2 separate regions of the Homo sapiens genome follow, and region 2 is linked to region 1. A link is a loop called in an ENCODE intact Hi-C map of the cell type or tissue named here. Cell type or tissue: right lobe of liver. All regions are shown on one strand. Links, peaks and the distances in the headings refer to the core of each region. The heading gives the core; the rest is flanking DNA.

Region 1 (15,087 bases), core at 3,122-11,121:
AACAGCCCAGCTGCATGCTACCACTTTGGTTTGATGGAGAGAAGGGCTCAGAACCTCGTGCAAGTGGGAGGCAAGCACAAGTACAAAGGCATCTTCCGGAGCCAAGGTGGGGGCGCAGAGGGCCTGTCTCAGTGAGATCCCACTGTCTTCCAGGGTTTGCCACCGCAGCAGTAAGCCCTGGAGTGGCCCCACACCCTAAGATCCACGGGGGAAAAGGTGGATGTCTCAGCATGGGTTTGTAACATTGTTCTCTTAAATAAGCAGAGGATGCAGAATTAGGAGCAAGCATTCCGAGGGGTGGCCAGCTGTGGCTTCCGAGGGGCACCTGACCTCCCATCTGCCTTCTGAGCACCAGCTGCCCCAGGTGAGGTGTGTGGAGTTCCACAGCTACGATGAGCCGTCGCCATGGAGAACAGCAGCTCACGATTGCTTTGATTTAAATTGAATTAAGGTGAAAATGAATCAGGGCATAACTCTCTTCTTTCAGCCAGACGTCTTTCTGAACCGGTGTATATATGACTTAAAAAAGTCACGAGGGTTTTGGGCCCAGGGATCAGGCAGGAAGGAAAGGCAGTGCCGTGCAAGGAGGGGTGGGTTAGAAATTGTATCCAGAACCGCTGTGGCTTGTACTGAAGGAAGAAACTTCGTAGTTCTGCTTCTATTTCTACCACAACACCAAGGAAGGTGTGTGGGGTGGGGAGCAGGTACACACAGGTCCTTGGTATTACCAGTGGTCCAGGATTGTATAATTCCGCTTATTCTACCCATCCCACAGCCTGACCCTGACTCAAGTCCTGCAGCCCCTTGGTGCCCTGAGCCCCCTCCCCTGCCTGTTCCTAAGCAATCAATCACCCTAAGACCCCGTTCTAGGTTTCAGCAGATGATGACGAGTTAATCAGACAAATAAGCCATGGGGTAGGCAGGGGTTGTGGGTGCTGCTTCCTGGTCCCTCTGGCAAACCAGAAGGGAGCTGCCTCCCTGCGGTCCCCACCCTGTCTCCAAGCTTCCCAGCAGAGCCCCACATCCAGCAACTGGGCCCAGCTTTAACCAGACGGAGGAGCAGCCTGACGTCCTGCCAGCCCCAGAGACAGATGTGGGCACAGGAAGGGAAGGCAGGGAGGAGAGGAAGCCAATAAAAAGTGTTAGCATCCGTCAGGGTGACCCTTTGCAGAACCTGCGTCAGCCTGAGGACGCAGGGAAAGGCTGCGCGGGAGAAGCCGCTGTTAGCATCTGCCAGGGTGACCCTTTACAGAAACTGCGTCAGCCTGAGGACGCAGGGACAGGCTGTGCGGAGAAGCCGCTGTTAGCATCCGTCAGGGTGACCCTTTACAGAAACTGCGTCAGCCTGAGGACGCAGGGACAGGCTGTGCGGAGAAGCCGCTGGCCTTTGCCGCTTGAAAGCTGGGTCCCTGCGGCCTCCTCACCCCAGGGCTCCCTCAGAGAAATTCTCATAGAACCCCTAAGCAATACGCGGGGAAAGAACGGATGCCACCCGGAAGCATGCCGAGGAAGAGTCCATTCATGGGAACTTCCAGAGCCGGTCACAGAGGCCAGATCCACGATCAGGTGCATGGCAGGGGCTTGTCCGCAGGACCGGAACCTTGGTGAGCATCAGCGATGGGCACTGTGTTTCCCCAAGAGTGACCTGGGGTGCCTTCAGGCCAGGCGCAGCTTCTACTCCTCATTTATCTCCACCACGCAGAGCAACGTGCGGCACAGACGAAGCACTCAGGGAACATTTAAATGAGTCCGTGGGATGCACCTAAAAGAAATAGAGGTTTCCAAAGAATAAGCAGGTACAAGTTAGACCCCACAAAAAAGATAGGCAGGCAGGCATTTGTTAAGTCCATTTCATTTCACCCTAGGGTTTTAACATCAAAGTATCCCTGTAATGAAGAGGCATTTTGTTACCCAAATTCTCATGTTCTTCAAGAGGGAGTAGAAAGGAAAAAAAGATGAAAAGGGAGAAACAGTACAGCCCCTACCTTCAAACTTACTACCCCCACCATACACACACACAGACACACACACAGTAAATGACATGGATATTTATCCAGTCTGCCATAAGACACCTGGCCCCACCTTATAAATGAGGGAAGCCTGGGCCAGCACAGTGGCTCTCAACTATAAGCTCAGTCTTTGGGTGGTCAAGATGGGAGGCTCACTTGAGCCCAGGAGTTTGAGACTAGCCTGGGCAACATGGCAAAACCCCATCTCTCCAAAAAATACAAAAATTAGCTGGGCATGGTGGTGGCACATTCCTGTGGTTTCAGCTACTCAGGAGGTTGAGGTGGGAGGATCCCTTGAGTCTAGGAGTTCAAGGCTGCAGTGAGCTGAGATTGTGCCACTGCACCCCAGCCTGAGCAAAAGGAGTAAGACCCTGTCTCGAAAAAAAAAGAGGGAAGCTCGGTGCTGGGTATGTCAGAGATGGAAAGACTCTTTCCAGTCTTTATGTCTCATTGGACAACGTGAAGATTCAACTTCCAGGGCTGCTCAGTAGAGCCAAGTCTGGAAAACAAGCTCGTGGGCACCACATCACAAGCACGTTTTCCCTGGAGCCCGCGTTGTCACTACTGTATTCCCAACTCCACTCCGAGGGCCTTTCAGGGTGGAGGAGAGAGCTGTGGCCAAAGGCAGTGAGAGGCAGAACCCCCAGCCCAAAAGCCAGATTTCAGCCTCAGGGACGAGCCAGGGCTCACCACCCCCGCGACACCGCAGGCCTCTGTGCGGAGACTGTGCTCAGGCCCAGCGCTTGCGCTGGAGAAAAGGCGGAGACATTCAGAACCCAGGGGATTCCAGGCTGCCTTCTCCACAAGGGTCAGGTTTGTGGAGGAGAAAGGGGAAGATTCTCCACCCACCAGGCGCCTCCTGGACTGTCAAGAACTAACAGGGACTAGATCACCCGAAATAGCAGATCAAATTGAAACAGCATACTTAGCTTTTGGAACGAACCACGAAGCAGGCAGGAGGACCGGAGATTGCAACATACTGACCTTCCGAGTCCTGTTTGGGTCAGTTTGTTAAAATTAGTTTGTCCTCCCTGGAGACACGGCCAACGCAGCCTTTTCCGTGGCAGGAGTCCAAACACAGTCTCTGCTGCTCTCCACGCACGGCAATGGGAAGGCAGCCCTTTCCCCTCCATCACTCCGGGGAGCTCACGTGCGGACGGGGTCCTCTGTAGCATCTTTAAATTGGAGGTGACTTTGTACCGTTGGAGCCGGGGGCAGAGTCAGCAGTGACCTCAACAGTTAGGACCAGGATAAGTTCCTTCTGCTGAAAGAGGACGTTAAGATGAGAAGGGCTTGGCCGGGCGCGGTGTTTCACGCCTGCAATCGCAGCACTTTGGGAGGCCGAGACCATCCTGGCTAACACGGTGAAACCCAGTCTCTACTAAAAATACAAAAAATTAGCGGGGTGTGGTGGCGGGCGCCTGTGGTCCCAGCTGCTCGGGAGGCTGAGGCAGGAGAATGGCGTGAACCCGGGACGCGGAGCTTGCAGTGAGTCGAGATCGCGCCCCTGCACTCCAGCCTGGGCGACAGAGCGAGACTCCGTCTCAAAAAAAGAAAAAAAGAAATGCTTTTAGCGCACTTAGAGCATTTAGAGCAATGGGATGATTAATTCCATTTTCCATTTCGGGCCTCATCTCAAGTATTTTTATTTCTTTCTCTTCCTCACCTTCCTGCCACCATTTGTGGTGGCAAATGTGACATTTCACATTTACACCATTGTCCAGTTTCTCTAACAGCTTGACTTTCTGTGCTATAAACATAAACACTTCCCCTTTATCCCCTTTAACAAACTGCTGTCTCTCTAGGGGTATCTGCAGGCCTCTTTGACATTTTCAACATTAACTTTAAGCTACTGAGCAAAAAATGAGCAAAAAACCCAGTCAGGGCTAGAGTGTAATCATGACGAATAAACTGGGGGTTTCATGATATTTCTGACACCTGTTTGACTACAGAGACACTGAACTGTCCTCTGCCAGGTCCAGCCTGGGCTCTAGAGCCTGCGTCTGAGGCCCCTGCCCCACTCGTTGGGAGCAGCTCCAGGGCTCCCCCACCTCCCTTCCCTCTCCTGTTTCAAAAGTATTGACTTTGAGGATCAGAAATGGTCCTAACTGTTGCTTTTTCATTTTAACTAAAACTCTCAAATTTAGAGTGTTTTTCCCTTTTCAATACACCTTTTTAATATTGCTTTTTTTTTTTTTTTTAAGATGAAGTCTTGCTCTGTCCCCCAGGCTGGAGTGCAGTGGCGCAATCACAGCTCACTGAAGCCTCGGCCTCCTGGGCTCAAGCCGTCCTCCTGCCTCAGCCTCCTGAGTAGTTGGGACCACAGGTGCCACCAGCACACTCAGCTAATTCTTTTAAAATTTTTTTGTAGAGACAAGATCTAACTCTGTTGCTTATTGCATTTTTTTATTTCAAATGTTTATACCAAATTTTTTTCTAAGCTTCTAAGAAAGAGCTGAAATTCACAAAATCCAATTCATACTAATTCTAGAAGAAACAATACTTGCCCTTCTGCAGGTGAGCAATTCCTATTGTAAGCGTCTGACACCAGACGCCCTTCCCCCCTTCTTCCTTCCTTCCTCTCTCCCCCCACAGGTCAGGGTGGGACAGCGCAAGAGAGAAAGTTGGAGACACCACGAATCCCGTCACAAACACTCTTAGGCCACTTCCATAAAAGTGTAAGAGGTTCTAGGCATCAGGCTAAAGTACTGCTGTTGAGGTCCATAATGTCTACACCAGGGTGCCACTTGGGGGTTTGGCAAGGCAGGCTGAGGAGCAGGAAGTAGCAGATTCTGATCCTGTCTCTGAAAAGTGATTTTATTTGTTGAATATCCCAGCACTGAGCTGTGAATTAAGATTCACTAAAGGAATCAAGGTTCTTGTAAAATATCCAGGACCACAAAGCAGAGATATTTTTCCTTATGGTTCAATAATTTTAAAGTTCAAATTAACTTAAAACAGTAACATGCTTTTCGTGAATGGTGCTTTGACCATGGGTTTAGACACCGAGGAAGCAGAGGAAGTTGGTGCACAGGAAACAGCCTGGGAGGCCCTTGGCAGCTGAGGCACACGTCTGCACCTCTTGCCATGGAAGGTTGGCTTGTCTTCTAAAAATCGTATCCGAGGAAGATTCTACCACTTCCTCGATAAACCACTGACAGCCTTGAAGTTTTCTTCATGCCTCGATCCAACGAGAATGCCCTGTCCTGCAATTTTAGATGATTTCCTCTTACACTGACCTTATTTTCTTTGAGAACGTAATTAATGACATGAGTCTTGTCATTTTTCTTTTCTGTGCTTTAAAAAAAACAAAAGGTTCTGATGCTCATGTTGCAATACATTTTAAAATGCTGCTTCATTCTGCCTTCCTCAGGTACCTCACTCCGGATTCTATTAAAATCGTAATCTCTAGAAGATGGATTCAGCAAATGCCAGGCGTGGAGCCATGAATGTTTCCATAAGAAACAAGAAAAATAGAAAGAATGTGTGTTAGCCAGACGACACCTTGATGGCACCCCTGCCACCTCCCCAGCCCTCCTCAGTGGCAAAGTGATTTAGCTCAGTTGGGCTTCTCCAAAATGGAAATAGTCACTTGTTTGAGCAAATAAATGTAATGAAAGTTGTTCCGGAAAAATTCTAGTACTCTGCACTAATACATATCATCTTAAAAACTTATCTCTGAATTGTTTCCAAATGACAAATGTGTAAAGTTTCTAAGTACTTTTTGTTTCCTTATCCTTGTAGTGGAAGATACTACATTCAACACAGACGTACTGTGTGCCTCCTGCGTGTGAGGCCTGGTGCTCATGGCGCGTGTCCTTGCATGCAAAATTCTACTCTTCATCTTGACGTTTCTAGACATTCAGCTGTTCCTCAGGAAACGATTTACCTTCCCTCTGCCTTTTCTGTAAAATGCATGGACTGAGGAATTACTAATGCATAACACTTTGTTTGCTGGATACCAAGTAGACGCACTCTTACCATATACAGGGCTGTATCTAGGCAGCCAGTTATTAGAATAAAAACAGAATACTATGTTCATCCGCTCAGATAATCCCTGTGTTTGGCTTCATGTTATGGTTCGAAACTCCTAGTGACATTGGTAAGAGTGAACACGAGAATGAAGCTTCTTTCATGATGAAATGTCCTGAGTGTGTGTCTGTGTGTTCTCAAATTATAGCTCACATGGATAGAGAACGTTTTCTTGCTTCAGCCTCAAGTGGGGATTGGGTTGCAGTGGTGAACCAGGGCCAACACAGCCCGCCCTCTTTGAGGTTGCAGTCTCCTGGGACACACGCCCACTAAACAAACAGCTACACGAATTAATCATGCCACAGGGCAAACTGCAAGAGCACCATCACGTGCGGCAGGTAACCCAGGCGGGTCATTTTCGTGGCGGAAGAAGGTCACACTGGAAGTCACCAGACAGATGGAAGATCCCACTCAAAGTCGCAGAGTGGGGGCGGATGGAGAACCAGGCTGCCAGGGCGCTGGCTGGAGCCGAGCGGTAACAGACCCGTGGGAGAATAACGAAACGAGGCTCCAAGACAGGCGGGAGCCGGATGGTGCATGACCTGAGAGGCCAAGTCAAGGATTTTGAACTCCACGCTAAGAGCAGCCGGAAGCCGTTCGCTGGCGCCAGCTGAGCACATGCGCAGAACCGTGCCCTGAAAGGCACCGTCCCCTGCAGACGGGAGGAGGTGCTCCCAGCACTGCTGCAGACGCTGCCGTTTCCCTTTCAAGGACTCAGCAGAGTGGGCAATCACCTAGGCGCGCCACCAGCGAGCCTGAGACTCTGCTACCAGCGTCCTTGACCGGACTCCCGCTCTCCACCCAGTTTAATTGGCTTGCTTTTGGCCTTGTAAGATTTCTCATCTGCGATGTGCGTATGCAACCACAGCAAGCCTCCCTCAGATGCATTCTGCTGTGGGTCACGTCACAGACACGGCGGTCCATACACACCCGGAAACTGTCGTGTTTGCGTGTGCGTGTATTCACTGTATGGTCCGGCTTAATGCTTTTGCTTATGGGAAGTTTCAAACGTGTACGAAAGAGGAAAGAACACGGAAGTGAGCGCCCCCATGGGCCACTCCCAGCTGCAGCGACCCCCAGCAGTGCTCGTGGGACTCCCCGTGCCACCGTGCCCGCGGCGGGGGGCTCCGAATCAGTCCCAGGCCTCGTATTGTTTCATCCATAAATATTTCAGAATTTTCTCTAAAAGATAAGGTCTCTTTTTAAACTGAACAGTAATAACACATCACATCTAAACTATTTAGCAGGTGCACTTTAAAATCATGTGGATATCCCAGTCAGCGCTTACATGTCTCCAGTGGGTTCATAAAATTTTTAAACTGTTTGAAACAGGAACCAGATCCAGACGCTGCGATGGATTGATATGTCCGTGTCTCTTTGTATCTATGGGTTCCCCCTCACCATTTTCTTGTTTTTTCCTTGCAATTTATTTGGCTACAGAGTTCCCTGGATTCGGCTGCGCAGATGCGTGGGGCGTCGAGGAAGGAGTTTTCAGTCCCGTGTTTCCGTAACTGGTAATGAGACTGAGAGCTGTCATCGGATTCAAGCTCAATGTTCTTAGCAAAACACTTCTCCTCTTTGCTGGTGTTGCTGGCCTGGCATTTAACGTGCCCTTAATGCAAGGAGGAAATGCAAGCGGAGTCGGGTCTGAGGGGAGTGAGCGCCAGTGCCTCCGCGCAGCTCCTGCTACATCGGTCGCCCTCTTTCCATCCTGGGAACCGCTCAGCGCTTTGAGGTACGCGCAAGTTAAAAATGCAATCACTACCATAAGGAACCCGGGCTTAGCGGGGGGCAAAGCGGCAAATGAGGGGTCAGCCCACAGGGAGCCCGTGCGGTCCTGCTGAGCCAGCAGGCGGGACGCGCTTAGAGACGGGGCTGCCCACCGACGGGAAGCGGAGGAGCAGCTTCCGTGACTCCCACGCCCCGTCTGGGGCCATGTTGGCGTCAAACGGCGACAAAATCATGACAGCTGTGACCCACTGGGTACAAAATAACTCACAAGTCTACACTGACATGAATGAATGAATGAATGAATGAATGAATGAATGAATGAGGAACGCTCATTCTTTCTGCGGAAAGAACTAATAAATGCATGGGGGGATGGAATTAGAAAATCGCGGCTGCTTCATGCGCGTGCCTGCTCTTACCAAGTCACCTCATGATGGCCAGCAAGCAGCTTCCTGAGGGAGGAGAGGAACGGGCTGCTTCTCATGGATCCAGGGAAACCAAAGCCTTGAAAAGAGAAACACCAAGGCCACCTCTGCCCTCAGCCTCGCGGGCCGCAGGTGAGTGAGCACACCTCCGCTCTAAGGCAAAGCCAAGTAACTACGCCTTCTGGTTGTCATTCATAAAATTTATTTTGGAAAAATATTTTAAAAAGGAATTTCTTCATTAACAAAACAGTAAAAAACTCAAATAACATTTGCACAATATTCCATAAATACATTTATATACAAAAAAATATAGTCACATAGACCCGAAGTGCCTTTGTACATATTTACCAAAATTTAAATTATAAAAAACGAACATCACAAAATACTCAAGCTTTACAGATATCATGAAAAATATTTTTACAAATCCAAAAAATAACACACATCTTTTCCATCTAGAAAAAGCACATCTTCGTATCAAAAAGGACAATAAAGGCAGTGTTTGTGTTTCTAATTCAAGAAAAGACTGGCTCATAAGAATCCAAAATATACACTCAGGCAGTGCATGCTTCTTATGCGTAATTCAGTTCACCCATTTAAATATATATTCTCTTAAGAGCAACTGTCCATAGTGCAACGGCGACGTCACGGAAGGCAGTGCCGCAGGCGGCCGGGCCGCGACAGGCTGTCGGCAGGCGTCGAGGACCTCAGGAGGAGAACCTGCTCGGTCTGAACTCGGTTTCTCAGCAGCAGTCCACGAGGCCTCCCTCCTCTTCAGCAGCATTCGTTGGGGCATATATCCTTGGAATTTTACTTATTTTAAGAGAAACGGGAGTCTTGCCATCTCACTTCCATTTTACACCTGGGGGGCCACAAGACAAATGGGAAGTTAGCCTGAGACCGATTCCCGTGCTCCAGCTTCAGGTGCTCCCATGCCGAGGAGGAGGGAGCGGCTGCTGCCTGCACTGACCTCAGTTGCTATGACGCACTCATCCTTCTCCTCGGATATGACGTACACCGACTGGTACTTGGTGTCTTTTGAAGTTGAACAGCCCGAGTCCGGCCTTTTTCTTTCAGATGCTTCTCCACTAAAAGGAAAATAGAGAAAATCCACAATGAATGCATGAGAACATTTGGGAAGAGAAACGGAGCAGTGGTTCCAGGAAGACACCCCCCAGGTACCCCCTCCTGATGCCCGGCCCGCAGCACGCACCCCCTGAGTGTGGTCGGGGTCCCCTTCTCCTCCCCTGAGGAGCCCTGGGGCTGGCACTTGGTGTCACGCTTGCTGTGCGCGTCCCTGACGGCGGTGTCGTCACCCTTGAGGTCCTGCACGAGGTTATAGTCCACCGCTGGGTAGCGGGCCTTGAAGCCATTCTTGTCGGCGCTGTGGTCCCCGTGGAAGTCCGCCTTCTTGTTGGTGTTCTTGATCTGCGTGGCCCCGATGATGCTGACTGAGATGTCCTTCTCACGCTGGCAGTTGGCCAGGTTGTTCATGGTCTCCGTCTCCCCCCGGCAGGGGTCGGCTGGGGGCCGGTGCTTCTGCAGCCTCAGCCGGACGCAGACCACCACAGCGGCACAGCCCAGCAGCAGCATGAGGACAAGGATGACCCCGGCGCACACGGCCACCCAGGGGAATGGCCCGCCCTGGCCCTCTAGCTTCTCAGTGAGGTCCACCACCGCTGGGCCCGGGGGCAGCTCGGGGAGCAGGAACTGGCAGTTGGGACCCCCGTAGCCTCGGGCACACTCGCACACATAGCGGTGGCCCCTCTCGTGGCAGGTGGCCCCATTGTGGCAGGGTGCGTGCTCGCACCTGCTGACGGGGGCACTGCAGTTCCTGCCCGTGTAGCCAGGCGGGCAGGTGCAGGAGAAGTCGTTCACGCCATCCCGGCAGGTGCCCCCGTTGGCGCACGGGGAGGAGGCGCAGTCGTCCACGTTGTCGTCACAGTGCCTCCCCGAGAAGCCGGCCTGGCAGCGGCACAGGTAGGCATCACCGAGGTCCACACACTTGGCACCTGGAACACAGGGACATGAACATCACGTGTCTCCTCGTAGGTTTGTTCACCAAAAAGTCACTCTGAAGCATCTATCTGTCTGACACTGTAGAAACCAGACAAACCAAAGACAGTCTGTGGCCTGAATGAGTCCACAGCGCAAGGTGACATGGTTTAGGACCTCAAATACGAGAGGTGTCCAGGTCTAGCTCTACAAGTCAGAAACCACACGGCCAGCATCTGGACAGGCGCTGTGCAGAACACTCTGGTGGCTGCATTAGTCGCCACAACAGCCGGGCAAGAGCATGTGCCACTCGACCCAGGTTTCAGATGGGGAAACTGAGGCTTAACGAGGGTGTCCTTGCCCACAGTTACACAGCAAGTGAGAGGAGCAGGCACTGACAACAGGGGAGGGAGGGAGGGGAAGGATGACCATTCCGGAATGCTCCGGCACATCTGGGGCCCAGCTCTCCTTGCTGTGTGTCTCCTTTGGGCAGCCAGCCCCTCGCTGCTAGCAGGAGGCTCTCTGTCCTCACTCAGGGACACCCCCAACTACTGTGCTGGGTGGCCACACAGCTGGGCCATCCTCCCAAGCTGGAGTGGCCGGCACCTGTGGGCATCACTTACTGAACCTCAGGCGGCCGCAGGTGCCCGAAGCACCTTGTGGCCCTGAGCAAGTCATTCACTGCTTGGTCTAGGTTTCCACAGAGAACTTCATAACAAATGCCCTGGCCTCTCTCATTCCCCAGGCCTTTCCAGACTCAAAGATAGAGTTTCCATCGAGAATTCCTGGCGGTCTGGATAAAAGTGATTCATAAACTCGAGGTCACTCACAAATGCTTGTTTTTAATGCCACCTCAGTATTGACCGCTCGCCCGAGTCTCTGAGCAATCACCAGCTGCCCCCTTACCATTAGAACAGGGTGAAGAGCTGCAGTAGTCAATTTTCTTCTCACAGTTGAAGCCGGAGTAGCCCACGGGGCAGCGGCAGCTGTACCCTCCATCGGGGCTGTCTGAGCACCGACCCCCGTTAAAGCAAGGGCCGTCCGCACAGGTCATGGCACTCAATTCACAGATTTTGCCGTAGAAGCCGGGTGGGCAGGTACAGGAGTAGCTGTTCTCGAGATCCTACACGATGGAGAGGTCAGAAAAGGCTTTCCAAAGTTGCTCCAAGGAGCCCACACACTCCATTCAACACCAGGGCACCCCAGCTTCCGGGTGAGATGCCATGGAGCCTCCGACTCACCGTGCAGCTCCCTCCGTTCTTACAAGGGCTGGGGTCACACTCGTCAATCCCCAGCTCGCAGGTGGCACCTGTGTACCCAGGCCGGCAAGAGCAAGTGTAGCTCCCCTGGCCCGTGTTGGTGCAGGTGGCTCCATTCTTGCAGGGCTTATGGTGTGTGCAGTAGTTCAGGTCTGTGAAGGGTGGGGACAGGAAAAGTAGGAGATAGGAAGCTCGACATCAAATGCAGGAAGACTTTATTTTTCCAGTGATCAAACAGCCAGGGAAGTCCAGGGCTGCTCTGGAGGGAGCAGGCTGCCTCAGGGAGAGAAGGCTTACCCTGGTTGCAGAAAAGGCCCCCCCAGCCTTCCTGGCAGTTGCACTGCCAGGGCTGCTGGCAGGTGCCATGGAGACAGCCTGGATAGCGGATACACTCGTCACAGTACCGGCCCTGCCAGCCCACTCTGCACCTTGGAGAAAAGCAGAAGACTCAGATGGACGTTGACTGTTGCTGGCTTTGCAGTGGACATTCTCACCCTAGAAACCATCTTCCCGCAGCACCAGTGAGCCTCTGGTTCTCCAGATTAGCAGAACACTGGGTCACCTTGGGAGCTGCAGCCTGGGCCTGGGCCCCACCAGAGGTTCTGGCTTCTTGGGTGTTAGGGCAGCACCAGTGTCAGCATCTCAAAAATCACTCCCTGAGTGATTCTAGGATGAGGCAACATTTGAGAACCATTGAACTATACTATCATTTCCTGTGCCAACTCTTTTTAAACTACTATCTGTAAATTCTCATAGCCGTTAAGGGGCTTAGACGAATGACAACTCCATGACCTTACATGCTGCCAAACATTGATTAAGTAGAAACATGAGAAAACGGCCCCCTGTTCAATCAATCTTACTGGAGTTTTTCGAATGATCACCTAGGGCTGTTTTTACAAATACACCAGCTGTGAAAAGATAACAAGAAAAGGCAACAAAACAAAACACCACCTTGTGCAGACTTACTTGCATTCCCCTGGTTTGTCACAAAATCCATGCTGCTCATCACATCCAGGCAGGCAGATCGCTACAAGCAAAGGAAAAACAGGGTCAAGCCCCACGCCAAGTACGTCCCAACAGGGCTGCCGCCCTTGGGGCCAGGACACAACTCGCCGGCTTCAGTCAGCAAATCCCAGCTGAGTTAATCTTCCCAGGTTGTGGAGGACTGACCCCCCTGCCTAGTAGCCTGGGACTTGACTCAGCCCTGGGGATGAGCATTCTTCTTAACACAGGGGCTCAAGGACAAAAGGGCTCTCGGAAGCCCCCACCCCCACCCTATCCCCTTTTCTTCTAAGAGAGGGTCAGAAGTCTTCCCCCTCCTCCTCCCCCACTTCCCAATTCTGTGCACAAAGCTCCACCTCTTAATATCCCAGAAAGTGTGTGTGCAGATAAGAGTGGACAGCTGGTATGCAGGGTGCCAGGGCAGGACAGCTGCTCCATTGTCTGTCCTCCACGGCAGCTGCCCCAGCGCAACAATGCCGGCCTCCCCCGCGCCCCCGGCCCCACCTCCTCACACACACCCCTCGCGTGTACACACACACACACACACACACACGCACACGCACCCCTTCCGCCAATGGGAGCCGGCGGGTGTCCCTGCGCCTATCCCCGGAGAGATCTAATCTATGGCACGCGCGAGCTGGGGGCGGGGAGAGACTTCAGTGTTTGAAGAAAAAAGTTTAAGTTTCTGGCTACCCTGTGGTGAAGAGAGGCAGGGAGGAAGGGTGGGAGGCAGCAGACTGGCCAGAGGCTCCCGCAGGGCAGGGAGTAGACAGTGGGCTTGAGGCTTGGAGCTGGCTCTTGCTGCCTGGTTATGAAACTCATTAACAAGCAGCTCCACAAGTTGTTTTTTGTTTTTTTGTTTTTCCCCAGAACCAGTTCAGGCCAAGGCAAAGCTTAGAAGGAGCTCAGTAAGTTCCGGAGGGAATTTGGGAAGCTAAGGAGCAAGGACATCAAGGCACTCAGTGAATGGGAAGACCCACCCTCAACCCCAGGCACTACCCAGCTCCTGCCAGAGGTTCTGGGCCTCCCAGAGCCCCTCTCCAAGGTTGTCCAGTTCCAAGGAAGGAGAATGACAGTTCCCTGGAGTTTCTGGGCAGCTCCAGGACCTACCCAATCCCCAGCTGTAGAGAAATCCGGTACCAATGGGCTGGGACGGCCAGGCGTGCAGGCGAGGCCTCAGTCAGCTGGAGAGAGGGCTCCTGAGGTCCCCATGAGCCAGAACCAGGAGCCAGCACGGCCCCAACCCTGCCCTAGTCACCTGCCTGCCATGACATTGACACATCAATACCTAATAAGAGGCAGGTAGAGCCTCTGTCACTATTGGGAAGACATTGCTTCTCCAGACAAGGTGCTGCCTGAGCATTCAAGCCAGACGGGGCTGTGCACCCCTCGCCCACACAGGCCTTGGAGACCTGGCCTCAGCAGCCCACAGGAGTGAAAGCCTGCTCTCTGGCCAGCATAGACAGTGCGTGTCACAGGGAGTATCCGGAAAGGCGTTTGCTCCAGAGAGGTCAAGCACACCAGCTCCAGAGAGAAAATGGAACGTTTCCCAGTGTGATGCTGTTCCAGCACTGGGAACTCGGGTTGAAATGGTGCCCCTGACACACAAGCTCTCTCTGTGTTCCTCCCTTCCTTCCTCCTCTCCCTCTCTAATACACACACCCTGGGGGTAGCACTGGCTTTACTTCCTGACCCCTGGCCCTGTCTCTAAAATCCTCCCTGATTAAGAAAGGCAGTTCCGATAGTGGATAAACACAGCCTGGGATGTTAAAATGTCTGCGTTGACCCCAACCCCCCCACTGACGAGCTGTGACTTATAGCAATCCACTTCTGTCCTCTGGGCCTCAGTTTCCCCACCAGAACATCTCTACAGTCCCAAGCCCCCCGTGGCTCAGGAAGCCCCGTCCCTGCGCGCGGTCCGTGTTCGTGGACGAGTGAGCCAGCGGTGCCTTCCCAGAGACTCACGCTCTGTGCAGTAGGGCCCTTTCCAGCCAGGGTTGCACACTTTCTCCCCACGCTCCCCACAGGTGAAGTGGCCGAAGGCATCGTCCCGGGGACGGCAGAAAACGGAGCAGCCCTCTCCGTAGTAGTGTTCGTCACACACGAAGCGGTAGGAGTACTTGAGGTCCGTGCGGCCGCTGCTGTGCAGGTCCTGGGACCACTCCTCGCCCACCGTCAGGTGCCTCTGGGTGGCCAGGCGGCTGATGAGTCTTTCTGGGTTTTCTACGGGGAGAAGATGCTCCTGGTTGGTTCTGAACGAGAACCCTGTGACTCGGGACAGAGCGGGGGTGGGCCGAGACATTCAGCACGGGAAGGAGGCCCAAGCTGCTCCACCCTGAACTTTCTGGGGCACGTGCAGAATGAAAGCTGTCCGGGTTTGGCTGGGGGATGGGTGGGCAAAGTCCAATGCTATTAACTGGGGAAAGCAGTTTTGGGGTTTGGGTTTTGTTTTTACCTGTTGCGAGGTCATCAGGAGAATCTGTGTGGAGAGCTTCAATAATCAGAGAGAAGGTGCCCTGGGAGAGAGGGGAGAAGACGTTAGACAACCCAGAAAGGTAACGAAAAGAAAACGGCAAAAAGCAGTCATTCCTAACAGCCAGGTCAGCAACAGAGGCCTGAAGGCTGCAGGTCTGGGGCAGC
Region 2 (15,087 bases), core at 3,872-11,871, 56 kb before region 1:
TGGACTCCAGACGGGGAGTCAGTACTGAGAGACCCAGAAGGCGGGGAGCACCGAAGACTCCACACCGGGAGTCAGTACTGAGAGACCCGGAAGGCGGGGAGCACTGAAGACTCCACACCGGGAGTCAGTACCGAGAGACCCGGAAGGCGGGGAGCACTGGACTCCAGACGGGGAGTCAGTACTGAGAGACCCGGAAGGCGGGGAGCACTGAAGACTCCACACCAGGAGTCAGTACCGAGAGACCCGGAAGGCGGGGAGCACTGGACTCCAGACGGTGAGTCAGTACTGAGAGATCCGGAAGGCGGGAAGCACTGAAGACTCCAGACGGGGAGTCAGTACCGAGAGACCCGGAAGGCGGGGAGCATTGAAGACTCCACACCGGGAGTCAGTACTGAGAGACCCGGAAGGCGGGGAGCACTGGACTCCACACCGGGAGTCAGTACTGAGAGACCCGGAAGGCGGGGAGCACTGAAGGCTCCACACGGGAGTCAGTACCGAGAGACCCGGAAGGCGGGGAGCACTGAAGACTCCACACGGGAGTCAGTACTGAGAGATCCGGAAGGAGGGGAGCACTGAAGACTCCAGACGGGGAGTCAGTACCGAGAGACCCGGAAGGCGGGGAGCACTGAAGACTCCACACGGGAGTCAGTACCGAGAGACCCGGAAGGCGGGGAGCACTGAAGACTCCACACGGAAGTCAGTACCGAGAGACCCGGAAGGCGGGGAGCACTGAAGACTCCATACGGGGAGTCAGTACTGAGAGACCCGGAAGGCGGGGAGCACTGAAGACTCCACACCGGGAGTCAGTACTGAGAGACCCGGAAGGCGGGGAGCACTGAAGACTCCACACCGGGAGTCAGTACCGAGAGACCCGGAAGGCAGGGAGCACTGGACTCCACAGCGGGAGTCAGTACTGAGAGACCCGGAAGGCGGGGAGCACTGGACTCCAGACGGGGAGTCAGTACCGAGAGACCCGGAAGGTGGGGAGCACTGAAGACTCCATACGGGGAGTCAATACGGAGAGACCCGGAAGGCGGGGAGCACTGGACTCCAGACGGGGAGTCAGTACTGAGAGACCCGGAAGGCGGGGAGCACCGAAGACTCCACACCGGGAGTCACTACTGAGAGACCCAGAAGGCGGGGAGCACCGAAGACTCCACACCGGGAGTCAGTACTGAGAGACCCGGAAGGCGGGGAGCACTGAAGACTCCACACCGGGAGTCAGTACCGAGAGACCCGGAAGGCGGGGAGCACTGGACTCCACAGCGGGAGTCAGTACTGAGAGATCCGGAAGGCGGGGAGCACTGGACTCCACACGGGAGTCAGTACTGAGAGATCCGGAAGGCGGGGAGCACTAGACTCCAGACGGGGAGTCAGTACTGAGAGACCCGGAAGGCGGGGAGCACTGGACTCCAGACGGGGAGTCAGTACTGAGAGACCCGGAAGGCTGGGAGCACTGGACTCCAGACGGGGAGTCAGTACTGAGAGACCCGGAAGGCTGGGAGCACTGGACTCCAGACGGGGAGTCAGTACTGAGAGACCCAGAAGGCGGGGAGCACCGAAGACTCCACACCGGGAGTCAGTACTGAGAGACCCGGAAGGCGGGGAGCACTGAAGACTCCACACCGGGAGTCAGTACCGAGAGACCCGGAAGGCGGGGAGCACTGGACTCCAGACGGGGAGTCAGTACTGAGAGACCCGGAAGGCGGGGAGCACTGAAGACTCCACACCGGGAGTCAGTACCGAGAGACCCGGAAGGCGGGGAGCACTGGACTCCAGACGGTGAGTCAGTACTGAGAGATCCGGAAGGCGGGAAGCACTGAAGACTCCAGACGGGGAGTCAGTACCGAGAGACCCGGAAGGCGGGGAGCATTGAAGACTCCACACCGGGAGTCAGTACTGAGAGACCCGGAAGGCGGGGAGCACTGGACTCCACACCGGGAGTCAGTACTGAGAGACCCGGAAGGCGGGGAGCACTGAAGGCTCCACACGGGAGTCAGTACCGAGAGACCCGGAAGGCGGGGAGCACTGAAGACTCCACACGGGAGTCAGTACTGAGAGATCCGGAAGGAGGGGAGCACTGAAGACTCCAGACGGGGAGTCAGTACCGAGAGACCCGGAAGGCGGGGAGCACTGAAGACTCCACACGGGAGTCAGTACCGAGAGACCCGGAAGGCGGGGAGCACTGAAGACTCCACACGGGAGTCAGTACCGAGAGACCCGGAAGGCGGGGAGCACTGAAGACTCCATACGGGGAGTCAGTACTGAGAGACCCGGAAGGCGGGGAGCACTGAAGACTCCACACCGGGAGTCAGTACTGAGAGACCCGGAAGGCGGGGAGCACTGGACTCCACACCGGGAGTCAGTACTGAGAGACCCGGAAGGCGGGGAGCACTGAAGACTCCACACGGGAGTCAGTACTGAGAGATCCGGAAGGCGGGGAGCACTGAAGACTCCACACCGGGAGTCAGTACTGAGAGATCCGGAAGGCGGGGAGCACTGAAGACTCCACACGGGAGTCAGTACTGAGAGACCCGGAAGGCGGGGAGCACTGAAGACTCCACACGGGAGTCAGTACTGAGAGACCCGGAAGGCGGGGAGCACTGAAGACTCCACACGGGAGTCAGTACTGAGAGACCCGGAAGGCGGGGAGCACTAAAGACTCCACACGGGAGTCAGTACTGAGAGATCCGGAAGGCGGGGAGCACTAAAGACTCCACACGGGAGTCAGTACTGAGAGATCCGGAAGGCGGGGAGCACTGAAGACTCCACACCGGGAGTCAGTACTGAGAGATCCGGAAGGCGGGGAGCACTGAAGACTCCACACGGGAGTCAGTACTGAGAGATCCGGAAGGCGGGGAGCACTGAAGACTCCACACCGGGAGTCAGTACTGAGAGACCCGGAAGGCGGGGAGCACTGAAGACTCCACACGGGAGTCAGTACTGAGAGACCCGGAAGGCGGGGAGCACTGAAGACTCCACACCGGGAGTCAGTACTGAGAGACCCGGAAGGCGGGGAGCACTGAAGACTCCACACGGGAGTCAGTACTGAGAGATCCGGAAGGCGGGGAGCACTGAAGACTCCACACGGGAGTCAGTACTGAGAGATCCGGAAGGCGGGGAGCACTGAAGACTCCATACGGGGAGTCAGTACTGAGAGACCCGGAAGGCGGGGAGCACTGAAGACTCCACACCGGGAGTCAGTACTGAGAGACCCGGAAGGCGGGGAGCACTGAAGACTCCACACGGGAGTCAGTACTGAGAGATCCGGAAGGCAGGGAGCACTGAAGACTCCACACCGGGAGTCAGTACTGAGAGACCCGGAAGGCGGGGAGCACTGAAGACTCCACACCGGGAGTCAGTACTGAGAGACCCGGAAGGCGGGGAGCACTGAAGACTCCACACCGGGAGTCAGTACTGAGAGACCCGGAAGGCGGGGAGCACTGAAGACTCCACACCGGGAGTCAGTACTGAGAGACCCGGAAGGCGGGGAGCACTGAAGACTCCACACGGGAGTCAGTACTGAGAGATCCGGAAGGCAGGGAGCACTGAAGACTCCACACCGGGAGTCAGTACTGAGAGATCCGGAAGGCGGGGAGCACTGAAGACTCCACACCGGGAGTCAGTACTGAGAGACCCGGAAGGCGGGGAGCACTGAAGACTCCACACCGGGAGTCAGTACTGAGAGATCCGGAAGGCCGGGAGCACTGAAGACTCCACACCGGGAGTCAGTACTGAGAGACCCGGAAGGCGGGGAGCACTGAAGACTCCACACGGGAGTCAGTACTGAGAGATCCGGAAGGCGGGGAGCACTGAAGACTCCACACGGGAGTCAGTACTGAGAGATCCGGAAGGCGGGGAGCACTGAAGACTCCATACGGGGAGTCAGTACTGAGAGACCCGGAAGGCGGGGAGCACTGAAGACTCCACACCGGGAGTCAGTACTGAGAGACCCGGAAGGCGGGGAGCACTGAAGACTCCACACGGGAGTCAGTACTGAGAGATCCGGAAGGCGGGGAGCACTGGACTCCACACGGGAGTCAGTACTGAGAGATCCGGAAGGCGGGGAGCACTGAAGACTCCACACGGGAGTCAGTACTGAGAGACCCGGAAGGCGGGGAGCACTGAAGACTCCACACGGGGAGTCAGTACTGAGAGATCCGGAAGGCGGGGAGCACTGGACTCCAGACGGGGAGTCAGTACTGAGAGATCCGGAAGGCGGGGAGCACCGAAGACTCCATATTCACCTGTTTTTGTTTTATAATTGGAGTCATCAGCAGACAGTGTTTTTTGTTTTGTTTTGAGATGGAGTCTCGCCCTGTTGCCCAGGCTGGTGTGCAATGGTGCGATCTCGGCTCACTGCAACCTCCGCCTCCTGGGTTCAAGCGTTTCTCCTGCCTCCGCCTTCCGAGTAGGTGGGATTACAGGCGGGTGCCACCACGTCCAGCTAATTTTTTGTATCTTTAGTAGAGACGGGGTTTCGCCATGTTGGCCAGGCTGGTCTCAAACTCCTAATCTCGTGATCCGCCTGCCTCGGCTTCCCAAAGTGCTGGGATTACAGGCGTGGGCCGCCATGCCCGGCCGAGTGAAGTGGTTTTAAAGATCCAACTATAGATTTGGCTTTAGAAAAGTAATTGCCAATCTTAGATGCAGAAGCCCAAGGCTTTGATGGCCAGAAGTGGCGGTGGGGGGTGGGGTTGTCGGAGGGGCTGGAGCCGCGCAGGAAAGCGCCTTTCCAGCAAGGGGCTGCTGCCGTCTGGTCACCTTTCCAGAACTCCGACTAAGAAAGTGAGGATAGAAATGGGACCGTAGACGGAGAGGATCCCAGAGGAAAGAGAAGTTTCAGTTAGAACGTTTTATTCAAACATGAAGGGGAAGTTCCACCCCAGTGAGCACTGGGAAGTGCGTTCTCAGACGGGGATGGTTAAGAAGCCACAGTGGTGTGCCCCAGAAACCAGTAGCGTGAGCCACAGCTGCCTAATCCGTGCACAATAACCTCGCTGCCCATTCGTCCACATTTTCCTTAGGTTTTCAGAGAAGTATAATTTTGTGAGAAAGTTGTTGCATTTGGACTTTTAGCCTGGGAACAAAAAGAAAGTCCAGTGGACTGTGTTAGCACGCTCGGGAACCCGCGGCAGGCGAGTGGCTGTCTGGCACACCAGGCATCGATCTCCGCAAAACGAACTGGAAAATGCTCTTCCCCAGAAGCGCAGCACCTGAGCGTGTGACGTGCACATGTTTGTGTGGAAGGCCCGAGACGCCATCCAACCCCGTGGCTCTCAAACCGGGTCTCCAGAACCACGGCCTCAGCAGCATCTGCAGCTCCCAGCGTTCCAGATTCTCAGACTCAGCCCTTACCCACGAGTCGGAAACGCTGAGGCTGGCTCTGGAAACCCGTGTTCTCCTGGGGTCTCCACCCTGACTCTGATGCACCTGAAATCTAAGAGCTGCTGCTCGAGTTTGACAGTTCTCACTCAGTCAGAACCACCTGGGGACGCTGTTGAAATCCCACACTGGGATCCTGTTCCCAAGGACCCTGTGCATTTTGTCCTGGCTGTCAGCGAGTTTTAAAAGCTCCCCAGAGGCGTTTACTGTGCATCCAGGGATGGGGCCATCAGCAGGGTGGCTCCGTGGTGGAAGCAGACCTCGCAGTTCGAATGCACAGCTCCCATTATCTCATGTAAAGAGACAGGTTTTGTGTTTTTGAGCCTTTTGGAAGAGAAGCGACATGGAGATCTAAAAGAGTATGTGGTTTATGAAAGTTCAGTTAAAAAATGGTTAAGATGGTAAATTGTATGTTATGTGTATTTTACCACAAGAAAAAATAGAGGAAAATGTAGGATATTAAAAACAGTACTACCTGGAATTTGTATGCACACAAGTAATTTAAAGTCCAAAATGACACAAACTCCCTGGGCCGCCTCTGAACCAATGTGCTCCTGAGCCCTCTTCGGCCTCCCTGGGTCACGTCTCTGCAGATTAGAACCATGCTATGCTGAGCCCACCTTCCTGTTGCCATTTTGTGGGGAAGGAAAACGAGTTTAATCTCTTTTCCTGACCCCACCCTCCTTTTCCATAGTGAACAACAACAGAAGTCATATAATGGAACTCAGAATTGATGGGGCCCACAGCATACCGAGGCTCATTAAGCAATAAAGATCGTGACTGAGAATATTGTTCACGATTAATGACAGGCTGGGGGCCGAAAACGCACAGCTGACGGCCAGGAAGCCCAGTTGGTGAGAACCCTGCCAAGCATCCCCCACAAGGCGGTCGGTGCCATTGTCAGCAGCAGAGGACGCAGACCTGGGCAGGGTCTCCTCCCTGAGAAGCCCGCCCTCCGCGCCCGCACCTCCCCTCTGTCTGCCGCGCCCCTTCCCCGCCGAGCCCATCTGCGGCTGCAGCCACATCCTGCATTCCACCCACTTAAAGCCTGTTGTGCAATCCCTTTGGACCGGTGGACACCTAATTAAAACAAATTAACGATCTGAAGCAGAAACTGTGTTTAATGAAGCCTCGCTCAGGCTTGCGCGTAGTGCCAGGGCTGTTTGCCTACAAATATTTACCAGCCCTTGGTGCGGAAGAAGCACGGCCACCTGTCCCCAGCCTTCCTTCCACCCGCAGGCAGTGCCAAGCAGGGTTCCTCCCACCATCGCCACCACGACCCCTGGTCCCCATGCCCATGGAGCTGCAGGAGCAGCATCCACCTCCCTCTGGCCTGCTCTCCCTTGGGCCAGGGTCCTGCCAGGCCTCTGCTGGCCAACCCTTCTGATCCAGTCTGGGTCCAGCTTTGGCAACCTCAAGTTCACCCAGCAATTGGGTGGGGCTTCCTGTGGGTAGGGCCAACAGCCAGAAAGCCACCTAGGGTTAAAAGTAAAAAACTTGTGATTATTTTCCCGAAACAGAGATGAGACCCACCTTGAGGGTACTTGCTTCGAGAATTGCCTCAACTCTCATTTCAGGCCTGGTAAGATGGTGCGATTATTATAACAAAGAAGAAATAATTTGTTTTAAAGACAAATGGAAGGAGAAAGAGGAGAGGGGAGAGGAACCTCAAAGAGAAGGCGAGAACTAAGGTAGAAAGGCGGCCCAGGACAGCAGGAAGTGGACCAGCCGAGGGAGGCAGGAGGATGCCCCAGAGCCCTGACCTCCATCCGTCTCGAGTTCTTGGCCTCATCTGCCTCCTTCCCAGCATCTCACCTGACAGTGACTCTGAGGAGCACCTCCAGCCGGGGGCCCCCAGATCCGCACACTGTTCCCACCACGAGACCCTGCACACCCGGCTGCCCAGGTGAGGGCTCAGCTGCTCTCAGCCCTCCACGCGGCACAGGACTCCGCAGCCGTGAGCGTGAGTAATTCCAATGTCAGCCCCACAAGGCAAGGCCCAGAGGGAGCTCAGGGTGAGCCCCCTTCCACAGACAGAGTCCCTGAGCCACGCAGGAAGCCAACAGTCTCTGCAGGATCACAGACAAGGTGTAGAGCAGGTGCAGAGCTCTGTCACTGCTCCCAACATGCCCAGGATGGGATGGGATGAAACGGCCTCTCCACCAGGTGCCCAGGGCAGGGCCTGAGTCCACAGGACTGTCAGGGCCCCACAGAAATGTTTTCATCCCTTTTAAAATAAGAAGGAAGAAAACAAACTGGGAGGTAGAAGAAAATGTTTGATTGTATACAAATGTATTCATGTTTTTCCGATGCGGTTGTAAAATGTCATTTTTAATCTTTCTTATGGAGGGCAGGCCCTGCAGCAGCAGCTCTAGGGGCCAGGCCTGTGTGTCGCTTCCAGGACACTTCCTGGGCCGGCAACGACAGCACCAGGCAGCCAGCAGGGAGGCCAGCAGCCTTCCTTATCAGCCGCAGCCTGTGGTCTGGGCCTCTCCTCTAGAGTTGCCCCTTCCCCTTAAAAGAGCGTCTGTGCTGACAGTAATGTCTGGGCTGGCCCCTGGCCCATACTCTAAAGAAGACAGCCCCACTGCTGCCGCACACAGGCAGGCAGGTCGCTACCTGTCAGCTCAGGTCCCTGGAGACTCTGTGGCCCCACTGACCACCCCTGCCTCCTGGGCCCCGCTGGGGACAGGGCCGACACACGTCCATGCCTGCCTCTCCTTCCACACTGTCCCCGCTTCCCTCTGCCCTGCATTCCTGGTCCCTGCCTGCAGCCCCGAATTCCTGCAGTGTGCGAGGCAGCATGTGCATAACTCTGGAATTCACTTTCTCATCTGCCTGTCACAGCCTGAGCCCGTGAGCCCGCAGGGCTCAGCACAAGTCCCATCTGCTCACCGGGCAGACGCATGGCAGGCTGTGACTCAGGAGAGGGAAGTCCCTGGGCTACAGACTATTAATTGTAAACCCAGGAGGCCAGGTGACACCCTATTCTGAACATCAAATAAGGGAAAATGAATGCATCGCATACTAGGCAGGCCAGCTCCCAGGTGCTCAGGCAGGACACGGCCATCCCTGGGGTTGGTTCTCCCTGTGCCTGGCACTCTCCTCTCCAGGTGCACCAGAGCTGACTCTGCACTGCCAAGTGGGCTTGGGGAGCACTGCACCCCACAGGAATGCTACCTGCTGGGAAGGGCACAAGAAGACAGGAAGCCATCAGCCACACAAAGGGACAGCCTCCAAAATCAACACGTTCGGAATCAGCCACGCAAAGGGACAGCCTCCAAGATCAATACGTTCACAAGAAACCAGCAGCCGAAAAGAAGACTTTACCTCGAGCCATTCCGGGAAGCACGAGTCACTCCCACTTCCAGGCACACACCAGCATTTACCTGGTTTGGAGCTGCCCAGCCCAGCCCAGCACTCTTGCCAAGGTACCAGAGCCTGGAGGAGGAGAAGAGGTGCCTGGCCCCACTGTGCTGTGGGACGGGCAGGGCTGACACACATGTGCCACTGTGTTGCACAACCACAGCCTAGCGGGCTTCCTCTGCCTTCACCCAACCCGCTAAGGACATTGCTGAGGTCAAACAGGTCTTACATGCAGTTTTTTGGACTCCTGAACTGAATGGACTTCGTAAACATAGTTTACTTCTTAAATTTAGTCTTTTATCACGTTCTTCCAGATAGAGAACGGCTCCCTTAGGGACACCTAGATCATGTTTCTCCCAACCAGCCATTGTTTGCCGGAAAACCCAGCTCATGGCCACCACCTCCACAGCGCAGCATAATATCCATGTGAACCGGTTAGTGCTGTTAGCATTAGAAATGCCGGATTCTTAATGCTTAGAGCTGAAAGCGACCGTCCTCAGGGCCAGCGCTGTCACCTCACACGGGAAAAGCACGACGCATCACGTGCTCTGAGGTCAGCCCTGCTGTCTGTGCAGCTCCACCTCCAGTCTCACCATCCCCACAGCCCTGCCCCAGTAAGTTCACTGGACGCTGGATGCTAGATGCTGGCCTCGTCCGCTTGTAGCCTTCACCCCTGCCTTCCGAGTATTGTCAAGTGAGAGGCCCGCTCACATCAGTGAATGCCCGGTACTGCAGGAGGAATCGTGATCTGAACAATCAGATTTGAATATCTTTCATAAGCCTTCTTTCTAAATCTCCAGCGAGCTCACACTTGCCTGATGGAATCTAACCGTCATGCCCTCCCCGTCTTGGCACCCCAACAACTTTTGCAATATTATCATGACCTGGCAAGAATGTGCTGTTTGCAGATGCAGGCGACCGCGTGTTCTTTGTTGACATGCCAAGCAAAGGAGGCTGGAAGAGGAGCCCTTCCAAGATGCCACCTGCAGTTCTCACTGCTCTCGTCACTACATTAAACATATTTGGCCGCTGTTAGTCAGTTCGGATAAAAATACAAGTAGATTTCAGCCGTGTTTGGTAATTCCTAAGAGAAGGTTCACTGAGTCCCACGAGGGGCACCAAGACACTTTATCCCCCAAGACGCCCACCAGGAAGACAGGTGCTCCATGTTCCGCTGGTTTCCACCTCACACTGTGAACGGTGGTTTGTGTTTTTCAACAACACCCAAGGCTTTTTTTCTTTTGCCTTATAAGGAGTACTTTCCCCACGTGGTCAGCAGTGTAGGGACTGGTGTCCTCGACTGCGGAATCTGCAGGGCCTGTGCCCACTGCTCTCTCCTGCCTGTGTGTGGGCCTGACCTGGGGCCCCCTGCTCTGGATATGCCCAGGACTTCCCCTTGGTGTAGCCCCGGAAGTCCTGTGTCCTGGAGCGAGGCCTCTGTGCCAGGCAGACCAGGGTGGTTGGTGGGGTCCTGTGCCGACCTCCTAAAATCACGCCCCCTTCCATTTGTCTTATAGCAAACAGATTTTGACAACACAAAGCTTTCTTTAGAAATTTAAGGTTGGGCACGGTGGCTCATGCCTGTATTCCCAGCACTTTGAGAGGCCAAGGTGGGCAGATCACCTGAGGTCGGGAGTTTGAGATCAGCCTGGCCCACATGGCAAAACCCCGTCTGTACTAAAAATACAAAATTAGCCAGGTGTGGTGGTGCGCACCTGTAGTTCCAGCTACTTGGGAGGCTGAGGCAGGAGAATCGCCTGTACCCGGGAGACCAAGTGAGCTGAGATCGAGCCACTGTAGTCCAGCCTGGGCAACAGAGCAAGACTCCACCTCAAAAAAAAAAAAAAATTAAAGTGCAATTTTTAGTGAAGGCTAAAGAAAAATGGTGGGAAGAGCTGAGGGATGTGATCTCAATCCTGATGAAGGCCTGAGAAGAGCCATCAAAGGAGTCAGAACCAGAATGGGATTCTAAGGAGCTCTGGGGCCCCTCCCTCGTCCTCAGAATGCATGGCTTTTATTTACACGTGACGTAGTCTGCATTTGCCGGGGGACTGCTGGGACACTCCAGCAGGTTTTCCATCTCGAGTTCCTGTAACCAGCAGCGAAGGCATCAGAACGGCCACACATTACCAAGCTGGGGTGCATCCTGCCTGGTGGCTTCGCCCTGATCCTTGCTGCGTGGCCTCAGCTCTTCTCCCTCAGGAGCTGCAGGGGCTTTGGTCCCTGCCCCCTGTGAGACTGAGGCACCAACAGCTGCCTGGTTCTCAGCACTTACTGGGATTGAGTTGAACATCACATCAAAACTTGCAGAGAGCAGTGGTCAGCGGCCCCCAGGCTGGGCTAGTGCCGGTGACTCAGCCCTGAGCACGCAGGAGGCAGCCTGCCTGTGCCCGGCCCAGGGCCCTGGGTTTCCCCTTTGCTTTGTTCCCCAGGGGGTGCTGGCTGGCACGCTGTCTTGGAGGGGCAAGGAGACGCCAGCCCAGGCAGTTTCCAGGGCAGGCCACAGCAATGCCTGGCGTGCGTGGCGGTGAGTGTGGCCATCTGGTCATTAGGGCCGAGCTGCTGCCAGCGCCAGCGGCTCTTTCTCCGTCTCATTCCAGGGGCTTTGGAGCCCACGACAGAGATCCTGGGGAGAGCCTGGCTAAAGTTCATTCTCATGTCTTCTCCATCTTGGACAGAGAGAACGACTTGCACTGTGGGAAGATGTACACCTGTGCATGTGTGTTCTTGCGTGTGTGTGAAGACTAAGACACCAGGTGTCAAGGACAGCAGGAGAGTGAGGAGCCAAGGGCGACATGGACCTCAGAGTCCCAGGGAGCAGGAGTTGCAGGAGGAGGAGCAGAGGCCAGCTAAGGGCGGAAGACCAGGACCTCGTGCGAAGCAGAGGGTAGGGAGGCCCAGGGCAGTGGCCACAAAAACCAAACAAGGGACAAATTCTGCCCTGTGTTGCCGAGGAGAGAGGCTTCGAGCTTTGTTCCCCACGGGAGCTGTCATTGGAGCAAGGGGACAGATGCAGGGGGCTCCCGCACTGGCTGTGCACCAGGCTCTCACCCTCTCCTCACCCACGCGCCAGGCTCTCACCCCCTCGTCACCAACCACACTTCTTGGCACGTTTTCTTGTTAATTTCTAGCACGCTGACTTCCATGATAAAAGCTGCCACACACTTCAGAGCTAGTAAGAATGAAGCTGTTGAGGGAAAATTTGCTTCTCGTAAGTGGGTAAACCCCAAGAGCTCAAGCTGATCAGGTCCCGGTGGATAACACACCTCCTGCAGCTGAGCCTCCCACCTCACTCTCAGCCACTCACAGAGGAAGCCACTGATGCGGACGCTGAAGGTGTCCCCCAGACCCTCAGCTCCCTCCAATGAGCCCCCAGAGCAGGAGGCCTGGTCATCCACCCCCGTGCACAGCAAGTCAGTGCTAATGTGCCCTCAGCCCTCAACTGTCCTGAAAAACATGTAACAAAACATTCAGAAAATGCATGCACCCAGGAGCGTTGCAGAGTCCATGACAAACATTCACCGCCACACTTTTTCAGGGAAGGAATAGGGGTTGGTAACACTCTCTGGTCCAGGGGCTCGGGGAGGTGAGGCGGCTTCTCCACACAGCGAGGGGTCCGCTCCAGCCAGCATGGTCTGCAGACCTCGCACAAAGTGCCTGGAAGTGCTCAGGGCCATCCGAGGGTGAATGTTCTGCTCCCTCAGCTATCCTTGCCCTTGGCACACCCGGGCTGCAGACGGCCGGCAGGGAAACCATGGAGGAGGCCACGCGGCAGTGCCGGTATCTGATCACTCACCCAGAAAGGAGGCAAGTGAGTGGATTGTCAGGTGAGTCGCAATCCTTTGGAAATCGTTCATCTTACCTAACATTTATTCTAACTCCCTCTGAACCAGGCCTCCCCTGCCCTGCTGGATAACAGAGAAGTGACAGGCAGGACGTGGAATCCCACGCAGCTGTCCAGCCCTCCCCAGCACTCATGGCTTTGGGCTCCCAGACCTTGGCCCAAACCTGGAAATTTTACCATAGCCAGGGAAGAGGCTGAAAATACCACAAGAATGGAACCTTATAGCTCTTGGAGATTTCTGCTTCTAGCCGAGTGGGAACCAGGAAAGGCAGTGAAGCCAGCAGCCGTGTCCCGTGGCCTCCTGAGTGTGGGATCTGTCACTGAGACATCGGGGCACCAGGGCTCGGCGTATTGTCACCGCCACCCCACACTCGCCGCACTCGATGCTTCTCAGCCTGAATTGCAACGCCACATAGGTCTTCTGCTTCGGAGAAATAAACACGCTGAGAGAATGTGAAGGAGTTTTCCCTAGGGACACGGAAGAGGGTTCCGGTTATCTTGCTCACTTCCCAGCAAATTCTGTTCAGGAGCCAAATGCCCTGATAGGACAGAGACCTTAAAAATATGGGCCTAGTTGCTGCTGCTGTGTTTGTTCTGGAAGCTTCCAGACCCTGAGGGCCGGCAGCTCTGGTCTCAGGAACCTGGCTGTGCTCCGCCTGCCCTGGTGTGGGTCACTGCAGCCAGGAGGAGGATGTGTAAAACCCTCCCTGGGGCCACATAGTGGAAAGAGAGGTGTCCCGCCCAGCAGGGCAGTTTTGCCCCATCAGCCCAGGGACTCAGGGACACCCAGGAGCAAAAGGAGCCACGGCCACTCACAGTGCCACGAGGAGTGAGTTACAAGGCCGGGGAGAGTCACACAGCCACGGAGCATCAGTCACACAGCTGCAGAGCATCAGTCACACAGCCATAGGGAGTCACACCGCCACGGAGAGCCACACGGCCGTGGAGAGTCAGTCACACAGCCATAGGGAGTCAGTCACACGGCCTCGGGGACTCAATCAGACGGCTGTGGAAAGTCAGTCACACCACAACGAGTAAGTCTTGCAGCCGCAGGGAATCAAATGACAGCAGGGCAAGTGACACCTGATTGGAAGCCAGCATTCCAGGGCACTGGAGGTGGTAGCTCAAGCTCTACAGCTGGTGGTCCCTGATGGCCGCAAGAACAACCCCTCGAGGCTCCGCTGCACCCCCCAGCTTTGTGCCAGCCAGCGTGCGAGTGTGGGCGCCGAGTGTGCTTTGGCCCGATCCTGGAAAACGAGGCAGCTCCGATGCCGAGATTCATATCTTGATGCCAGACAGGGCCCTGCACGTGCCAAGTGGGCTGAGTGGGTCTTGAGGGGCTGGAGGGACCCAGGCGGGTGGCTTTGCACCCAGACGAAACACATGGGTGAAAAGGCAACTGACTAAATCCCGGCTTCTTCAGAGCTATTTGTAGATGGCACACTTGGCACCCTCAGTGGGAGTGTGTGCCAGCCTACGAGGAGCCCAGGACCTGCGTGGGGGCCTTGCAGCCCTGTCAGCCTGCAAATCTGGCTGAGAAATCACGTCATTTTGTGTGTCTAGAATAAACTGTATTCAGGTTGGAGTGAAGTGCATTGCATTTTCGTGATGAAGGCCATGAACTCTGAGTTACACGACAAGTATTTTGAGGGAGACACATGGTTGCCCAGTTGTCCAAGCACACTGCCCGGCTAGGGAAGGAGGGTGGAGTCTGGAATACTGGAGTGTTTGCAGGACTCTGGGGGAGCAGCTGGTGTTGCATGTGGGTCCCATGAGATTATAGACGTGTCTCTTCTTTATCAAAGTGGCAGTTCCTCCAGCCACGCCAGGTTCTATTTCCCTGGGATCACTTAGTCCCGTTGGAACCCAGAATGAGCCTGCAGACCTTCATCCCACTCACTCACCCAGAGACACCACCCACAGAAGCGGGCACGGGGGAGGCCTGGCCTGGCCGTGGCTCCCAGGATCCAATGTGAAATGCCCCCTGCGTGTTTGAAGACAGAGCTTGCTTCTAAGGGGAAGCCATAGAGAGAGCAGAAGGACACAAATGCTGCTGCCAAGTCCCTCCCACAGCTCGATGCAGAGGACACAGGTGATGGGAGGCTGGGCCGCTGGGGGCCTCTCACCACTCATCTTTATTCATTGCATCTTAGTTCTCTCCTCGTTATTGAGGCCTAACGTCCAGCCGCTAAACTGCTGTTTTGTGTCTCCTACACTGTGTTCAGGACACAAGCACAGAAGTCCATTCCCACTTGGCCAACAGGCTGCTGGTTGGCACCTCTGGTGAGTGACAGACCCTTGGGAATTAAAAAATAACAACAATCAGCACCGCTCGATCCCCTGTGGTGGCTGCTTCTCCTGGGCTTCTCTCCTCCTGGGTACGATGTGTGAGCCCTGCAAAGCCAGTGCTCCCAGAGCCCTACACGAAGCCGGGCTTTGCCGTCGCTCCTCTCTCCACGTGCCCCTTTTTCCTCCCCACCCCAGATAGTGCG

What was found. Peaks named below come from ENCODE experiments on the same cell type or tissue, not always from the same donor. Only the 100,000 strongest peaks of a DNase experiment are listed, where the experiment ranks them.
Region 2: it touches region 1 in a loop (3-fold over the local background); 4 of 110 quality-filtered maps call a loop at or near these places.

Annotation. Positions count from the first base shown.
Region 1 is chr6:170,273,827-170,288,913 of GRCh38, forward strand. It overlaps DLL1 (delta like canonical Notch ligand 1), which reads right to left. Exons shown (of 11, transcript NM_005618.4): 3 at 14,903-14,963; 4 at 14,413-14,670; 5 at 12,412-12,472; 6 at 11,743-11,873; 7 at 11,428-11,597; 8 at 11,093-11,309; 9 at 9,405-10,203; 10 at 9,162-9,279; 11 at 8,380-9,053. The coding sequence ends at 9,048. It overlaps LINC01624 (long intergenic non-protein coding RNA 1624), which reads left to right. Exons shown (of 2, transcript NR_104177.1): 1 at 1-1,604; 2 at 5,383-5,643. It overlaps LOC285804 (a long non-coding RNA gene), which reads right to left and starts at 2,936. Exons shown (of 3, transcript NR_126021.1): 1 at 2,859-2,936; 2 at 1,505-1,762. RefSeq lists an enhancer at 8,318-9,517. In right lobe of liver, for the core only: no CTCF peak of the experiment used is centred there; DNase peaks (open chromatin) are centred at 6,375 and 6,515; H3K4me3 peaks cover 777 bases; H3K27ac peaks cover 1,975 bases.
Region 2 is chr6:170,216,662-170,231,748 of GRCh38, forward strand. No RefSeq gene overlaps it. Among named protein-coding and RNA genes, the nearest start is that of LINC01624, 48 kb to the right of the region's middle. RefSeq lists enhancers at 5,852-6,833, 8,796-9,776 and a silencer at 9,628-9,846. In right lobe of liver, for the core only: no CTCF peak of the experiment used is centred there; DNase peaks (open chromatin) are centred at 8,780 and 9,650; H3K27ac peaks cover 2,839 bases.